Regions from separate parts of the Mus musculus genome. Here region 1 is linked to region 2. Evidence: chromatin loops called from intact Hi-C (ENCODE). Cell type or tissue: left cerebral cortex. All regions are shown on one strand. Each heading gives the region's core, and the rest is flanking DNA. Links, peaks and the distances in the headings are about the cores only. Region 1 overlaps Nhs (NHS actin remodeling regulator). Region 2 overlaps Nhs (NHS actin remodeling regulator).

What was found. Peaks named below come from ENCODE experiments on the same cell type or tissue, not always from the same donor. Only the 100,000 strongest peaks of a DNase experiment are listed, where the experiment ranks them.
Region 1: a loop joins it to region 2, with 2.6 times the contacts of the local background. A loop is called at or near these places in 4 of 42 quality-filtered maps.

What each region holds. Positions count from the first base shown.
Region 1 is chrX:162,082,820-162,085,738 of GRCm38, reverse strand. All of the region lies in intron 1 of Nhs (NHS actin remodeling regulator), which reads left to right. Among named protein-coding and RNA genes, the nearest start is that of Gm26317, 15 kb to the right of the region's middle. In left cerebral cortex, for the core only: no CTCF peak of the experiment used is centred there; DNase peaks (open chromatin) are centred at 532, 1,131 and 2,252.
Region 2 is chrX:161,976,095-161,979,013 of GRCm38, reverse strand. All of the region lies in intron 1 of Nhs (NHS actin remodeling regulator), which reads left to right. Among named protein-coding and RNA genes, the nearest start is that of Gm26317, 92 kb to the left of the region's middle. In left cerebral cortex, for the core only: no CTCF peak of the experiment used is centred there; DNase peaks (open chromatin) are centred at 380 and 1,365.

The DNA.
Region 1 (2,919 bases), core at 195-2,694, 110 kb before region 2:
TTGGGGCAAGATGTGAAAGCCACAAGTTTACAAGCCTGTGTGCTTGTGCTTGACACTCTGGTTCCAGGGACTTCTTGCAATTTAAATCCTTCCTCCCTCTTCCTGCATCATAGATCATAGGTGCTACGGCCTTGCTATCTGTCTATTTCAAACTAATTGTTTGGCTTTCTCACCTTACTTTCCTTCCTCTTTCTCCCTCTCTAGTCTTTCCCTTCTTTCGTGCCAAGAGTGTTGGTGTCCAGACTTTGAGGAGAGCCGGAGCTACCCTGTGGCATGACATTTGTCAAGGACAGGGTGTGTGGGCCTTTATGAGTAATCACAGCTGTGTTTTTTTTTTTTTTTTTTTTTTTTGGAGTCATGGTTGGAAGGAATCTCCCTCCCTCAGTAGTGGGATCTCCTCCTCCTCTGAACATCCCCTTCCCATCCCTCCTCCTCCCCCAAGAAACTTGCATAAGAGCAGTTGGCTTCATATAATAAAATACAGATTGGCATCATGAACTACATAAACAAGAGGCATTTAATAGACTGTGGAGAGTTCTGGCAGTGGGAGGAACAGTAGCAGCCAAGGAGACACATATGGCTGGCTTAGCAGCATCCTGGACTCATAGGAAGAAGATTCCTGCTTTTAATCCCTAGGGTAGGAGAGGAGGTGGGATAAAGAGAGGGGTGGCTCAGCATCCCGAGTCCACTGCTATGCCCAGATATTTCAAGGAAAGTGCTTAGATATTTTAAATAAGCATTTACCCAGTGCTGATTCTGGGCTAGACACCATTCTCTAAGCCCTTCACAGATTTCAAAAAAAAAAAAACAGTTGTATTAACGTGTAATAATTTGCATCCCATGATGCTTATCTGCTGCAAGCGAGCGTTCAATGAGTTTGAAAGTAAATTTCCAAAGCTGTTAGACCATTGCTCACATCCACCTACAACTAATCTCCACTCCTACTACGAGCCCCAGGCAAACATTGATTTCCTTTTGTCCCTCTGAGTATGCCTGTTTTGGAGTCTCATACAAGTGGTAGAGAATATTCGTACATTCTTTTGTGAGTGGCTTCTTTCACTGAGCACAATTTGTTTCTTCTTATTGCCGACTTGTGTTTTAGTCTATGGCCCTAGTGAGCTACATTTCTTGTATCAGTTCATACTCATAGCACCCAAGGAAGCTACTTCCGTGATTTGGAGCTACAGATGAGGAAGCTGCAACACAATTCATAGTTTGGGAGGTCACACCTAGGGGGTGTGACCTTAGAATTTATGCTCTCAGAGCTTTTGCTCTGCTGCCTCTCAATGAGCACAATGAGCACAAAATATATATTTATGCCCATTTTGGGGAGTTTGATATGTATTCACCCACACTTGGGGGGTTCTTTCATAAAACGGCCACTGCATTTCTAAAGAACTCATGACTTAATTTATGCACTTTGGTAATGTTCTCCCCACCTTGGTGTGTATGTGTGTATGTGTTCATATGTGCAAATGAAGGCACACATGTACCATGACATGCACATGGAGGTCAAAGTCCTTGACTTCCATCTTGTTTGGGGCAGCCTCTTGCTGTTTGCTGCTGGATACATCAGACTAGATGGTCTGGGAGCTTCCAGGTCTCTGGTTCCCATCTTGATATTAGGAGTGCTGGGATTGCAAATCTATACTACTACATTTGGCTTTATGTCAGTATTGGAGATCTGAACTCAGGCTATCATGCTACCGTCTACCGTTACCCCAGCTCCTAATAGTGTTTCTCATCAATGCCTATGTGCTGAACACTTAAGTAGGCACTGAGAGGGACTGAAAGACGTTCTTACCTTCAAAGAATGTAGTGGTTTTATTTGGTAGAGAAGATTCACATGGATATGATAATGTGGATGTGTTAGATCATAATAGCCCAATGCCTAAATACACAATACCGGTATCAAAAGTCAAGCGAATGATGTCAGTGAGAAAAATGGAGAACTTTTGATGGGAAGTGGCTTTGAGGTAGTTCCAGCTTCTTGTCCTAATCAACAACAAATTCTAGGCTTGCGATTATTTCACCATCCCTCCTCTCCCCCTCCCCCTCTCCCCCTCCCCCCCCCTCTGTGTGTGTGTGTGTGTCTGTGTGCAATAGTGGCTTATATATGGAGGTTAAAGTACAGCATTCAGAAGCAGAGTTTCTCTACCATGGATTCCTGGGATTACAGTCAGATCGTCAGGCTTGTGAGGCAGTTGCTGTTACTCACTGAGCCACCATGACAGCTTTCTCTTTCATACTGTATTGTCCCTTCCACCCACAAATTTTTCTCTGTAGTAAGTTCCAACTTTTCGATTCCATCTGTTTGGCTATAATCATACCAAGAAGCTTTTCCTGTTAAGCTGTTTTCAATACAAATTGCTTAAGGAAAGATTGCTCTCTTTGGAAACTTGTCATCCAGAGCAGGGGAGAGGGAGAGAGAGGAGTGGAGAGGAGAAGGGAGGAGAGGGTAGGACAATAGAGGAGTTAATTTTAAATGGCTCACAGCATCCATTTTTGGCCATATATACCTGGCAGTTAGGATCAGAAGATTACCCCAAACTCAGTGGCTTAAAACAATAACCGAGGACTTGCATCATAATTCTGTAGTCACCTGGGCAGCTTTTCTCTGGATTGGTTCATTGGTTTATTAAATTTCTATTTGGCTCATGAATCTGTGGTCAGCAGAGAATTTGGCTTGCTCCTGGTTCATGTACTAACTGTTGGTAAAATTTTTGTCAGGTTAGGACTGTTGGCTTATTATGTGCCTTAATTTTCTTCCATATGGCTTGTGAGGCTCTAACAGAATAACTTGGGAACACCCACAATGCAGACATGTTCCCGAGAACAGAAACACAAGACAGCTCCAGTTTTCAAGCATTTTCCATACCTTGGCATGTGTCATGTTTGCTATTTATTCCCAATAGGCCA
Region 2 (2,919 bases), core at 282-2,781:
GATTCTATTCAACAGTCTTCTGTCTCTCCCTCCTTTTCCTCTCCCACTCCTGCTCCTGCTCCCTCTTTCTCCCAGGGGAAGCAGTTCTTGCTTTTATTGATGGAGAGAGGGAAAAAAATCTAAACCCTAGGCAACCAGACTAATGAGAGACAGGCTGACGTGACAACTAACAAAGAGCAAATCCAATTACTGTTCCTAACACAGGTGTAGAGGTCTATAGGAAACAGCGGAGATCTGTAGCAGGTGCTCTCAGTGTTCCTGCCCTTAGCCCAACAGGTCACCTGTAGGTCAGTTAGCAATCGGTCAAGCACTTCCAGCTTCATGCCTCCATCACTGCAATCTTTGAGGCTTTCTGTCAACCCTCTCCCCACCCCTGCAACTCAACTGAGGGTGGAGATTTGGTGAAAGGATAAACTACATCTCCCTCCCTTGGTGACATGTGTTCTGCACACTCCCTCGGAGGGTATCCAGCAGCACTGAGCCCTGCCTGTTGCCCAGGGAAATTGCTGTTATTTTAAACCTACTCTGTCTCACCTCCCTTTTACTGGCTTTTCAAAGAAAAAGCTCTTACATCCAAATTAGCCTTTCAGATTCTGCTATTTGAAAGGACCTCAAATAAGGCAGGCACCTCAAAATATTTCCTGAATTTTGGTCATTATCCCTGCCTCTGCCTTATTCTCTGTTGATGTCAGCAAGCAGAAGGGAAAAATGATTTGTACAGCTATGATGAAAACCTTCAGTTGAGCATTTTTAATGCCATACCCTAACTTGATGTGTCTAGTTTTTGTTTTTAGGTTCTTGATGATAAGATTTCTTCAGCTGGTAGCTTTTATTAGATAATTCAACAACAATGACAAATTTTTGGAGAGGGAGACACGAGTTTTCTATGTAGCTTAGGCTGGTCTTGAACCCATTAGCCCTTTGCCTTTGCCTTTGCCTACATAGTGCTAATACAGAATTATAAGCATGTGCCACCTAGCTGTGTTTTTATTGTTGTTTTATTCTGCTTGTGACAGGCTTTCACTCTGGAGCCCAGCTTGGCTTTGAATTCACAATCATACTCTCTCAGCTTCAAACATGCCACAATTTCAGGGAAGTCCTGCTACCCCCGGATACTTATTGAGCACCTATGCATAATATTCTAGGTGGTGGAATTGTGTCAGTGAACAAAGCAGACAAACCCATGCCCTTGTGGGTCATGGCAGTCTAGTGGGAGTGGACAAACATCAAACAGTACGTGTAATAAATTTATACATAGATAGTGGGTCTGAAGTTGCTCAGTGCTGAGGACTGAGGAAATCCACCCGAGCAAGAGAGCTCACTGGTGGGTGGTGTGGGAAGCCAGCTGCCATTTTAGCTAAAGTTGTCACCAGCTTTCTTTGTAGGGGACAGAGTGTAGATATACTGCTCCTGCCAGAGAGCTGTCTGCCTCATCGCCCCAGTTGGTCTCCTGAGAGAAGCCATTGCTATAAATAGTCACCAGGGCAGGAAACAAATGTCTGTCTTCTCTCCAGACAGAATTCTTTGTTCCCATTGACTTCTTTACTCATGACTGGGGCTTGGCTCACAGTGGACTTTGAGACATAAATGTTCAATGAAAGAAGCACGCATGGCAGGACTACCACTCTCTTAGAGATTCAGTTGAATTTTAATGGACAACCTTGTAGCCAGGACCACTGGAGTGGAGAAAGCAGTGAGGAAATTGGAAGGCATGCCTTGTTCAAATCCCCCTGTAATTAAAAATAAGGCTAGTAATTAATTTCAAGGGCATAGGAAATTTGAGATTCACCTTCTCTTTCCTCCCAGGACTGTGCAGATGTGATACTAGAACAAAGGATAGGTCCCTAGGGTGCAACTGTGGCTGAAGTTTCCAGGGAGATAGGAAGCAGGGTACAATTATGATATCTCGATCCACACAACCTCTTTAGAGTATTTAAGGGCAGAGTTCAGGATATCCTTGGCAGTACTTACACGTGGCATTCTTCCTGAGGAAGAGTAAAAGCCTAGGAAGAGACCTGGATCTAGTTAAATGTCAGTGAGGAAGGTAGGGAACTGGTTCTTAGAGAAGGAATTAAACTCTAGCACTAAATGGACAACAGGCATTCCTGGAGACCGGAAGAGAGACTCAATGTGGGAGAGAGGGTCTTTAAAAGGCAACTGAAAAAGATGGGAATCCACTTTGAAAGGTTTTCTGGGCATTGGGACAGCCAACCATAAAACAAACCCTATAAAGGTATACAACTCAAAGCTACACACACATCTCCTTGGAATTGGTGAATAAGTCCAACACATTGAAATGAGATGCCTGTAGGTGGTTTATCCTTTGCTCTCTGCTTTCTGTGGACTTGTTTAGGAAAACGCAGGCTGATTCAGACCTTGGGGATTCACAGATTAATTGGGAAGTTGGGATTTCTGCCATCTAGGGTTGCCTCTCACTTTCCCCTCATAAGCGATGAAGGCAGGACCCCCTGTGGATGCTGGGAATGAAACACTTTGTCAAGACAACAAGCAAATACATTTGACAGCTGCTTGATGTGGGACAGTCATTAAATTTTCAAGAATGTAGGCCTTCTATTATTTAGTGGCATTAATCTTATTTCCCAAAAAGACAAGGAAAGATTCCAGAACTACAGAGTGAGGAGACCGAATTGCATTCCCTGCTGGAAGCTTGTCAAGGGCCCTGCCTTCACACTCCCTTTCTTGATGTGGCTACTGAGCTGGCTCAGTGAGGCCCACACATGTGAAGATCAATAATTCAGTTGGGATTTCAGGAATGGCAGTAAGAAACTTGTTTTAAAAATAAGCTTTTATTTCTCATCCTCCTTCAGGCGGGGAAGTCCAAATCAAGATGGTAGCAGATCCAGTGTCTGGTGAGGTCTCACTTTCTGCTTTGTGGACACTGAATTTCTTATGGTAGAA